Regions from separate parts of the Homo sapiens genome. Here regions 2 and 3 are each linked to region 1. A link is a loop called in an ENCODE intact Hi-C map of the cell type or tissue named here. Cell type or tissue: ovary. All regions are shown on one strand.

Region 1 (4,000 bases):
CCATTTGTTTTTCATATACTCAGTTTTAGTTTATTTTAAATTTTAAAAAGCATAAGGAACCAGCATTCTAATCACACACACACACAAAAAGCATACCTATTTAATTGAGTCTGAACAGTACTTCTCAGGAGTTTGTCAAATGTTGAGGCTGCTGTTATATAAGGCAGTAACAACAGATTGTTTGTACTTGCCCTCTCCAAAACGGGTTGCGCAAACTATGGCTATTTTGTAAGAAAAAAAAAAACAAAAAAAAACAAAAACAAAAAAACCTTTTATCAGAATACAGCCCTGGGCATTTCTTGGATGTTTACACGTGTAACTGCTTTCTTCCTCCAGCAGCACAGTAGTAACATGTGGCCTGCACAGCCCATACTTACTGACTACCTGGCCCTTTACAGAAAAAGTTTGCTGATTACTTCCCTTCAATAATGACATTATGCCTTTACATAAAAATAATGAGGCTCCCTATTTCCTTTTCCTGTGATTCTGTGCTATGTTTATATCTCCTGCTCTTTATGTATATCTATTTTTTTTTTGCCATGTTATGGCTGGATCTTTCTGGCATTTAGTATGGCAATATCTCTTCAGAAACTTTCCTTTTTCATCCACCTTTCTTTTTTTCTCATTTTATTGCTGTCATAACTTGACAATATAGAAGAGTTTTTTTGTTTTAGTTATTTAGAATTTTATATCCTGAAGATTTAATATGTAAGTAGAACATGCTATGTTTCTTCCTCAAAAACAAATAATCCAGTTGTTAAAAGTAGATGATATTAAGATCAGAATCCTCTCCTTGAGCAGCCAGTCTTCCCCAGAAGATTCCTGAGGGAAATAAACCCACAGGGGCAAGGCCACATAAGTACTTGACATTCTTTTTTAGCACCAAAAGCTTGGCTGGATCTCGTGGAAAGCTTTTGCCTGAGCTAGAGCTAGCCTAGAATTTAGAATCCAGAGCAAATCAGTAGTCAGTTTTGTGGTAGTCAGCTTTGTCCTCTTCACTGTTGAGTTCAGATAATACCGGAACCTTAACCACTGCAGAGGCAAGAAAAGGCCAAACCAGAACATGCCAACTATTAAGTAGAAATGACAGCAACACCCAGAAAATTAAGTGTGCCCAATTCCAGTTATTAAAGCAATTAGTTATTATTCTAAAGATGGGGTTAGATTATAATGGTATTTAGCCAGGAAACCCAGAAATACCCACGTTCTATCCTTGGCCAGCCAGCCTTTCCCTCTCAAAGTCAGCCTTTCCATCTGAAAGTCCCCAACATGCATAGAGAATAGTGGCTAGTAATGGAGCAATAGTTTTAGTCCTTTTGCTCAGCACAGTGAAAGTTCATACTGAAAATGTGGCTTTCATAATTGTCTTAGCTTAGACCATTCATAGCATTATTACCCACCTTGGGAGTGGGAATGGTAGGAGGAGGATAATGAACTGGGGAAGCTTCCTTTAGCTCCCCAGTACCAAAACCACACTAAATAAGTTTTGATTTCCTGGGCTTCCTTGTTTTATGTTGAAATTGGTGGTGAGGCTCAGTAATAGTTTCTTAAATGTTAAGGCTAGAAGTTGTACACCACCTAGTGGCTGTGTACATTAAAACAGGAAGCAGAAACCGGCCAGGAAGAGGGAGCCGGATCTGGATGTGTCTATTGGAGTGACTGCAGCACTCCATATAGAACCTGGGCATTGCTCTCTTTATTTTTAATTGAAGTAAAATTTGTGATAGCATTTTACAAATTGAAAATAGCTGTGTCATTTAAAAAATTCCCATTAAATTTGTTCCCAGTACCCCTCATGTTTCCAGTGATTTCCTTCTACTCTGTCAGTGTGCGGTTAAGCCGTATAGACTCATTTTAATACTAATGTCAGCCAAATAAAATTAATAAGTTAAACTTATTTCCCTTATCATTATATACATCCTAAAGCCAATGTATTTTAAAATTGCTTGTACCATTGCCTGCTCTCCTTTGATAAAAATTGTAGTTTCACTTAGCATATGTTTATTGATTATAGTCACAAAATAGACCTTGGGTGTATTGCATAAAACATGATCCTAGCATAGAGGAGGAGATGGACATGTAAATACATAATTGCAACAGGTTATAACATGTATGACTCTTACAATAGACGTCTCTATAGCAGTTAATGCTGGCCGGATGCGGTGGCTCATGCCTGTAATCCCAGCACTTTGGAAGGCCAAGGCAGGCGGATCACCTGTTGGTAGTTCGAGACCAGCCTGGCCAACATGGTGAAACCCCGTCTTTACTAAAAATACAAAACTAGCCAGGCATGGTGGTGTGCACGTGTAGTCCCAGCTACTCCGGAGGCTGAGGCAGGAGAATTGCTTGAACCTGGGAGGTGGAGGTTGCAGTGAGCCAAGATCATGCCACCACACTCCATCCTGGGTGACAGAGCAAGACTTTGTCTCAAACAAACAAACAAAAAAACAACAACAACTCTATAGCAGTTAGGGAGAGAGGATACAAAGGAAGGAGTGGTTGATCTGCCAAGGGAGATTTAGAAGACTATTTGGAGGAATGATACCTGAGTTCTGTCCTAAAAGTTGAGAAATTGTTCACAAGGTTGACAGAAAGTGAGCTACTCCAGGCAGAAGGAACAGCTTAGACAAAAGCTCAGTGGTATAAAACAACATGGTATATTTCAGGAACTACAGCTGATTCAGTGAGATATATCTGACTAGAGAAGTGGGTAGGGGCCAGAAAGTAGGCTTTGTATGCAGCACTTCTACTTGGGAGGCTGAGGCAGGAGAATTGCTTGAACCCGGGAGGTGGAGGTTGCAGTGAGCTGAGATCGTTCCACTGTACTCCAGCCTGGGCGACAGAGTGAGACTCTGTCTCAAAAAAAAAAAAAAAAAAAAAGAAGGTATCCAGGTGTGGGGTGGGTGAAAGAAAGAAAGGAATATTAGATAATTCCTTGGTTTTGAGCTTGGATGTTTGGGTGATAGTTGGTGCTATTCACTAAGGTAGGAAAATAGGAAGAAGAGTGGGTTTGGGAAAAAACAGGAGTTCTATTTTGACTTTACAGAGTTTGAGGTAGCCATGGGCAGGTGGCAGTCTCCAGTAGGTAGCTGGATATATGAATATAGAAATTAAGAAGTCTAGGCTGAGTGCAGTGCCTCATGCCTGTAATCCCAGCATTTTGGGTGGCTGAGACAGGCAGATCACCAGGTCAGGAGTTCGAGACCAGCCTGGCCAACATGGGGAAAGCCCGTCTCTACTAAAAATACAAAAATTAGCTGGGCCTGGTGGTGGGTGCTGTAATCCCAGCTACTCGAGAGGCTGAGGCAGGAGAAGCATTTGAACCCGGGAGGTGAAGTTTGCAGTGAGCCGAGATTGTGCCATTGCACTCCAGCCTGGGTGACTCTGTCTACAAAAAAAAAAAAAAGAAAAAAAGGAAAGAAAAGAAAAAGAAAAGAAATTAAGAAATCTGGGCTGGAGATAGATGGTATATACCATACAGATGGTAGTGGATGAGATTATGGCAGTAGAAGAGATCACCCAGAGGGAACCAAGGTGAAAATCATTGACACACCACTAGTATTTTGGGGGCAGACAGAATTTAGAGGAATAGAAAGTAATTTTATGGACGCTAATGGCAAAGAAAATTTAAAGAGGAAAATAACCCATGTGAAGGCTAAGATGGGAACCAGGGTCCACTGAATGTGGCAATTAGAAGGTCATTGTTCTTTGCCAAAATCAGGTAGGTGAAATGTTATGTGGCAGGTGGGTGAGCAGGATGGAGGGCAGAAATGGGACAGATTGCAGTAGGTCAAAAAGAATGGATGATAAAGAAGTTTAATAGTCATAGACTATTAGTTCATGGATCTTGACTGTAAAAGAGATAAGAGATTTGACTTTGTAGTACAATTTGTAAACCAAGTGCTAAGGGATTAGGGAGTAAGTAACAGTGAATAAGGTGGAATAGGTATTGCCTCTTAGAACCCAGCCTCTAATTGCCCAATGTCCCCTGCCTGTCCTT
Region 2 (4,000 bases), 210 kb before region 1:
ACTGGCCAGAGCCTGCTGAGAGCAGTGTGCCTTGGCTGGAAAACTGAGACAGATCCCTCAGCACTAACAGCTGGAGGCTGACAGCTAACTGTCCTCCTTGCAGCTGAGCAGCAAGTTCTTTCTTGAAGACAAATCCAAGTGGGGCACCTTCATGGCTACCACAGTCTTCCTTTTGTACCATGTGGATCTACTTTCCACACACATTGAGGGGTAGCTCTTCCGGGGTTTCAATGGGCTCTTTTCTTGAAGGGACTTAGTTAAGGGAGGTCAGTGGGTTAACCACAGGCTGTTGCTGCAGTTGGTCTTGCAATAGGTAACATCATTTCCCTCCTCCATTATCCATTCTAAATTCCACTCTCCCTCTCTGCTACAGATGACACCACTGTCATTTCTGCTGGTCTCGATAGCCTACCAGGTGGCGTAGCACAACCCTGATTCCTGAGAGGCTCTGAGTCCCTGATCACGTCACCCTTCACAGGCTGGGCTGCACTTGCCATTCAGGTCACCATTGGGCATGAAAGGTATCATCAAGAGGTGCTCAAGTGGCTGACCTGAGTTTCACACATATTCCTGCCTTATTGTCCAAGAGCAGTTCTAGCTCCTTTTGTTGATCAGGCTCTATATCCCTGCCCCAGGCCCACACAAAGCTGCACCCTCTAGAATACAGGCTGGAGCACTATTCCCAGGCATGGAATATGCTTGCTGCCAGAACCCTCCAGGCATTTTAGTTCCTTCTTTGTGCATGCAAGACGCAGCATTTTGTCTTTTGTTTCAGAGGCAACGTCCTAGTACACCCTTTACCACTGGATTCCAAAAAACTTTATGGGAGGGGCAAGCCCTGGAATCTTCAGAGAGTTTATGTCTCATTTTCTAGAGTGCATGTGTCTTCCCGAGGCTTTCAGGTGTCAGCCACCTCTTGCTATTCTCCCAAATTAGCCTAATGTCATTGATGAATGGAGCATTGTGATATTCTGTGGGAAGTCCAGATGATCTAGATCTTTTCTGAATGTATCATGACATAGATTGGGAGAGTTAACAACAACCCTGGGGGCCGGGGGAATCTAAATGAATATTGTCATCCAGTCCATGTGAATGCTGTTTCTGATTCTCTTTCTTGATCGAGATAAAGAAGAATGCATTTGCCAAATCAATGGCCAAATGTCATGTACTTGAAGCCATATTTATATAATCTAGCAATGACACCACACCCTGCATGATCACTCGGGGCTTGAGCTGAGCTAGGAATCGTCTATGGTTATTTCCCAGGATCCATGTGTTTTCTGCAGGGGCCAGGCTGGTGAATTAAACAGAGGTATGACACAGACCACAATCCTTGCATCCTTGAGGTACTTAAGGGTGGCAATGATCTCTATCTTCCCTCTGGAATGAGATATTATTTTGTATTTGCTATCTTGGCTGGGTGAAGGGGGACGGACACAATTTCAGAGGCTTCCACTGACCTTCCCCACATGATAGCTCTTATATCATAAAGCAGGGGCCCCACATCGGGGCTTCCCCAACTGCTGAATATACCAATCCCAGTTATACACTCAGGGACTGGGGCAATGACCACCAGGTGGAGCCACGGCCCCGGTGGACCCACTTGAAGCTGGACATCAGCCAGAATCCCCATTTTACCTGACCTATAGCCCATCATTGTAACAGGGGCCATAATGACATTTCAGGTCTTTGAATATCAGTGTCATTTCAGGCCCTGTGTCTAGTGGATATTCCTCCTCTCCCAGGTGACAGTCACCCAGGACTGGTGGAATTATTACAGTGCACACTTGCTGTGATGTTGCAGGGACCTTCCTCTCGGGGACTCTGTCACATTTTCCCATTCAATAGATTTCAGGTCTGAAAAATGTCTCAGGTCTAGGAAATGAGAAGGAATCATGACTTTTTTTTTAGTATTCTTAAAACATATATTTTATTTTAAATAGTGATAAAAACATAACATTTTCAGCTGGGTGTGGTGGTGTGCGTTTGTAGTCCCAGCTACTTGGGAGGCTGAAGTGGGAGGATCGCTTGAACCTAGGAGGTCAAGGCTGTAATGAGCCGAGATAGCGCCACTGCACTTCAGCCTGGGCAACAGAGCGAGACCCTGTCCCCAAAAAAGAAAAAAACCACACACAAAACAACATTGATTATCTTAACAATTTGTAAGTGTACAGTTTCATAGTTTTAAGTATATTCACAGTGTTGTGCAGCTGAGCTCTAGAGCTGCTCATCTTGCAACACTGACCCCCCCATACCTATTAAACAACAACTCCAAATTTCTCCCTGCCCCTGGCTCCTGGCAACCACCATTCTACTTTATGTTCCTATGAATCTGACTACTTTAGATACCTCATATAAATAAAATCATACAGTATTTTTGTCTTTTTGTGACTGGCGTGTTTCACTAAGCATAATATCCTCAAGGCTCATCCATGTTGTAGTATGTGACAGGACTTTCTTCCTTTTTAAGGCTGAATAATGTACATTTCCCATTTTATTTATCCTTTCATCCATCAATGGACACTTGAGTTGCTTCCTTTTGGCTGTTGTGAATAACGCTGCTGTGAATATGGGTGTGCAAATATCTCAAGACACTGCTTTCAATACTTTTGAAGTGGGATTGCTGGATCATACGGTAATTCCATTTTTAATTTTTTGGGAACACTCAGACTGTTTTCCACAGCAGCTGCACCATTTTACATTCCCACCAACACTGCACAAGGCTTCCAATTTCTCTACTTCAAGACTTTTTATGGGGGCAACTGTGCTCAGCCTATTCTTGCATTTGTTTGATTTGCCCTTGTTGGCTGTTAATTTTATCCCTAGGGATATCATGTTCTATTAATCAACTTAATTTCCCCTTGACTGGCTTTTTTATTGATTGATTGATTGAGACAAGGTCTCACTCTGTCACAAGGATGGAGTGCAATGGCACCAGCCTAGGAGGCTCACTGCAGCCTCCAACCCCTGGGCTCAAGGGATCCTCCCACCTCAGCCTCCCAAGTAGCTGGAGCTACAGGCACATGCAACTATGCCTGGCTAATTTTTTTTTTTTTTGAGATGGAGTTTTGCTCTGTCGCCCAAGCTGGAGTGCAGTGGCGCGATCTCAGCTCACTGCAAGCTCTGCCTCCCGGGTCACACCATTCTCCTGCCTCAGCCTCCCGAGTAGCTGGGGCTACAGGCGCCCACCACCACGCCCAGCTAATTATTTTTTGTATTTTTAGTAGAGACGGGGTTTCACCATGTTAGCCAGGATGGTCTCGATCTCCTGACCTCGTGATCCGCCCGCCTCGGCCTCCCAAAGTGCTGGGATTTATAGGCGTGAGCCACCGCGCCTGGCCGTGCCTGGCTAATTTCTAATTTTTTTTTTGTAGAGACAGGTCTTACTATGTTGCCCAGGTTGGTCACAAATCCCTGGCCTCAGGTGATCCTCCCACCTTGCACCAGGATTACAGGCATGAACCGTACCTGGTCTTGACTGGCTCTTTGACTTTGCTGGTCATTGAGAGAACTGTGACCTCCTGGCTTCTATTGTTGCCACCTGGCCTTTATTGCTTGGCATTGGGGAGGGGGTCGGTTATTTCCATTGCTATCAATAATCCCAGCTTTGTTATGACCTCTCCTACCTTCATCCCTGGCCCACTGTCTGTCTAGCTCCCATTTTGTTTATTGATGCTGGTGCCCCCCTCACCAATGCTGTGGTAAAGGATGTGTGTCTTCCATGGAACATAATCCCACGGTGAGTCTTTAGACCTCAAATAATACATTCCAACATGTCTACTTTCCTAAACTTTTAAATTTCTTCCTCCACTGCTGATGTGGAGGAAGCATTGAAATTCAAGCATTTCAACTGGGCTGCGTGGGTCATTACTTTTTCAAGGCTTGTAGGAGCACAATAATATTCATATATCTGAACTATTTCGTGGGGTCCTTGCTGGAGTGTAAATCCTGTATCCCAAGAAAGTGCCCCTAAATTAATAAACTTTCTTATCCAGGTTTC
Region 3 (4,000 bases), 89 kb before region 1:
GATTTGGCTCTCAGCTTGACTGTTGTTGGTGTATAGGAGTGCTAGTGTTTTTTGTACATTTATTTTACATCCTGCGACTTTGCTGAAGTTATCAGCTGAAGGAGCTTTTGAGCCAAGACTATGGGGTTTTCTAAATATGGAATCATGTCGTCTGCAAACAGAAATAGTTTGACTTCCTCTCTTGCTATTCAGATGCCGTTTATTGCTTTCTCTTGCCTTATTGCTCTGGCCAGGACTTCCAATACTATGTTGAATAGGAGTGGTGAGAGAGGGCATCCTTGTCCTGTGCCAGTTTTCAAGGGGAATGCTTCCAGCTTTTGCCCATTCAGTATGATATTGGCTGTGGGTTTGTCATAGATGACTCATTATTTTGAGGTATGTTCCTTTAATGCATAGTTTATTGAGAGTTTTTAACATGAAGAGAGCATAATATTTTTATATTGAAATAATCTTTTAGAAATGGCTCATTCCTGATCTGTCAAGCATTTAATCAAGATCACTGTTTTTCTTAACTAGAAAGACTGTTTAATATTGTAAAAGTAAATCATAAACTTTTTTATTTACATATCTTTCCATTTGAAGCAAATAAAATGTCTTTAATGTAGGACACTATTATTTAAGATTATTCTCTTAATAATAGTAGTAAATAATAACAACCACCTTTCATTAAGCTTTTACTATGTGCTGAGACCTTTACAGATATCTGAATTAACCTTTGCAACTTTCCTTTAAGGTGGATATTATTTTTATATTCCAGATAAACTGAGGTTCAGAGAAGTTGAATAACTTCCTTAAAGTGGAAGCAGATGGAAAGAAACCTACTTTTTAGTGGGCATTTCACTATATATTTTTGTACACATCCTTTTTATGTGTCTTGTTTTAGAAACTAGACATAATAATAATAATAAATAACATGTCATTTATTAACAATGACATGTTAAATAAAGTACAGAGTTTTACATGGACAGGACAAAAAAAGAGAGCAATAAACTTATCTAGGTGACTCATGTCAATAATTTCATTGAATAATATGGAATAAATTTTGAGAAAAATATCATGGAATTTCCAAATTTCCAGGTAAATTACAGAGATGTAGACATGAATTTCTTGTGCTCTTGTAACAAATGACATGACATTTGTTGGTGGTTTTTTTTTTTTTTTTTTTTGAGGCGAAGTCTAGCTCTCGTTGCCCAGGTTGGAGTGCAATGGCGCAATCTCGGTTCACTGCAACCTCTGCTTCCTGGGTTCAAGCGATTCTCCTGCCTCAGCCACCCGAGTAGCTGGGATTACAGGCTCCTGCCACCACGCCTGGCTAATTTTTGTATTTTTAGTAGAGACAGGGTTTCACCATGTTAGCCAGACTGGTCTTGAATTCCTAACTTCAGGTGATCCACCTGCCTTGGCCTCCCAAAGTGCTGGAATTACAGGCGTGAGCCACCGCACCCAGCCGTTTTTTTCTTTCTTTTCTTTTTTTTTTTTAAGGACTATCTGCCAGCAGTGATTAAAGACAGGATCAATTTCATAGAACTGTTTATTAAGAATTTACTTGAAAGCATGTTTTTACATAGTTTTAAATTTGGGTTTGGATTTTTTCAGCACTCAGACAGAGGGCGCCCTTGAATCACCAAGAACAGGCTCTGTAACACTGGGAGCTGGCATACTGAGTAATTGTTATGTGAATGAGGGAAAATGCATTGTTTTGGCTAAAATAGATTGCAAAATGCTTGTTTAGTGTTGGATTTAGCCTGTTTATGGCTTTAAATTTATTGAGTCACTGCATGAGTTTGCTGTTACATTATTTTTTCATTTCTTAAAGACTAGATAAAAGTAATTGCTGTAAGATTCAAATCAACAGGTGTTCTGGACTTGGAAGATTTGTTGAATTACTATGAAGTCACATCTAAAGTTTGAAAGGTGAGAATCTGATTATGATTTCCATTCATGTCTGACTGCAATTGACAGTAGTGTATCTGTCACTATGAATATATATATGTGTTAGGCCATGTGCTAAGTACTTTCTGTGCATTTTTCTCACAACTCAAAGACATAAGTAGTAGTGCTATCTTCTTTTTATTGTTTAAATTTTATTCATTTATTTCTTTTATTTATTTTTACTTGATTTCCTGGGATATGAGAGATAAATATTTATTTTTAATTGGCAAAAATTGTAATATTTATCATGTAAAGCATGCTTTTTTTTTTGAGACAGGGTCTCCCTGGATTGCCCAGGCTAGAGTACAGTGGCGCAATCATGGCTCACTGCAGCCTTGACCTCCCTGGTTCAAGTGACCCTCCAGCCTCTACTGGCACGTAACACCATGCCTGGAGAATTTTTTTAAAAGTTTTGTACAGATGGGGGTCTCACTGTTCTGCCTAGGCTGGTCTTGAATTCCTGGGCTCATGCTACCTTCCTGCCTCAGCCTCCCAAAGTGTTGGGATGACAGGAATGAGCCATTACACCTGGCCTCATGTACAACATATTTTGAAACAATAACCTTTCTTTTTTAAAAATGAGAAAATAGGGCTGGGCACGGTGGTTCATTTGTGTCATTCCAGCACTTTGGGAAGCCAAGGCGGAGCCCAGTAGTTCAAGACCAGCCTGAGCACATGGTAAAACCCATCTCTATAAAAAATACAGAAATTAATTGCGTGGTGGTTTGCACCTGTGGTCCTAGCTACTCGGGAGGCTGAGGCAGGGGGATTGCTTGAGCCCAGGAGGTCGAGCCTGTAATCAGCCTGTCTCAAAAAAAAAAAAAAAAAAAGAAAGAGAGAGAGAGAGAAGGAAAATAAAAGCTTAGAGACATTAAGATAATGTCCCCTAATAAGTGACAAAACTGAGATTTGAACTTGGGGATGTGAACACCGGAATCCATGCCTATGCCCAGAAAATTATACTGTAAATGACAATTTCCTCTGTTCATGGCACAAAATATACAAGTCATAGTGAATTGGGGTTTTTTCTGCTTCAATTTTCAGTTATTATTAAAAGTATATAGCAACATCCTGACTAACCACGATTTAATTTAGGAATAATATTGGGAAGTTAGACTTTTTTATTTCCTGGTGATATAGTAGTTTCAACTCAGATATAGAGAATAATTTAATTCCTGGTCAAGAGAACACTCAAATTTAGAGAGCAGCATGACAGAATGAAAAGAACATTGAATTGAGAACCAGGTAATCTGATTTATAGTGTATTTTACTACTACTGTCTGGAAAAGCTTCAGAACTGATTTAAGTTTACTAGACCTCTAAGTAGACGGGGCATGGTGGCTCACACCTGTAATCCCAGCACTTTGGGAGGCTGAGGCAGACGGATCACTTGAGGTCAGGAGTTCGAGACCAGCCTGGCCAACATGGTGAAACCTCATCTCTACTGAAAAAAAAATACAAAAATTAGCCGAGTGTGGTGGCGGGCGCCTGTAATCCTAGCCACTCAGGAGGCGGAGGCAGGAGAATTGCTTGAACCAGTGAGGCAGAGGTTGCCGTGAGCTGAGATCATGCCACTGAACTCCAGCCTGGGTGACAGGGTGAGACTCCGTCTCAAATTTTTTTTTTAATGAAACAAAATAAGAAAATAGACTAGGAAACTTGAGTTATTAATCTATGAGTTTTATGTTTTGTACATGGAAATCATTTTCTTTGTTTATATCCACATACTGTGTATGTCTTGTTTAATTTCTGGAAGTAGTGTATTAATACAATTTTTTTTTTTAAGAGTCAAGGTCTTACTCTCTTCCCCAGGCTGGTGTGCAGTGGTACAATCATAGTTCACTGCAGCCTTGAACTCTTGGGCTCAAGCAATCCTTTCACTGTGCTAATTTTATTTATTTATTTTGTGTAGAGATCGGGTCTCACTATTTTGCCCACGCTGGTCTTGAACTCCTGTCCTCAAGCAGGATATCCTCCTGCCTTGGCCTCCCAAAGTTCTGGGATTACAGGTATGAGCCACTACACTCAGCCTTATTAATATAAATCTAATAATATTATGTCTCTGTGT

Evidence for each region. Peaks named below come from ENCODE experiments on the same cell type or tissue, not always from the same donor. Only the 100,000 strongest peaks of a DNase experiment are listed, where the experiment ranks them.
Region 2: a loop joins it to region 1, with 5 times the contacts of the local background. A loop is called at or near these places in 92 of 110 quality-filtered maps.
Region 3: a loop joins it to region 1, with 8 times the contacts of the local background. A loop is called at or near these places in 104 of 110 quality-filtered maps.

Annotation. Positions count from the first base shown.
Region 1 is chr1:149,959,804-149,963,803 of GRCh38, reverse strand. The region is part of intron 6 of OTUD7B (OTU deubiquitinase 7B); the gene reads left to right. Among named protein-coding and RNA genes, the nearest start is that of MTMR11, 25 kb to the right of the region's middle. In ovary, a CTCF peak has its summit at 1,615 (motif pointing left); a DNase peak (open chromatin) is centred at 1,620; H3K27ac peaks cover 1,335 bases.
Region 2 is chr1:150,166,739-150,170,738 of GRCh38, reverse strand. All of the region lies in intron 2 of LINC02988 (long intergenic non-protein coding RNA 2988), which reads right to left. Among named protein-coding and RNA genes, the nearest start is that of LINC02988, 8.0 kb to the right of the region's middle. In ovary, a CTCF peak has its summit at 1,596 (motif pointing right); a DNase peak (open chromatin) is centred at 1,578.
Region 3 is chr1:150,048,396-150,052,395 of GRCh38, reverse strand. All of the region lies in intron 2 of LOC124904413 (a long non-coding RNA gene), which reads right to left. It also overlaps a transcript of OTUD7B not described here. Among named protein-coding and RNA genes, the nearest start is that of VPS45, 17 kb to the left of the region's middle. In ovary, a CTCF peak has its summit at 1,623; a DNase peak (open chromatin) is centred at 1,614.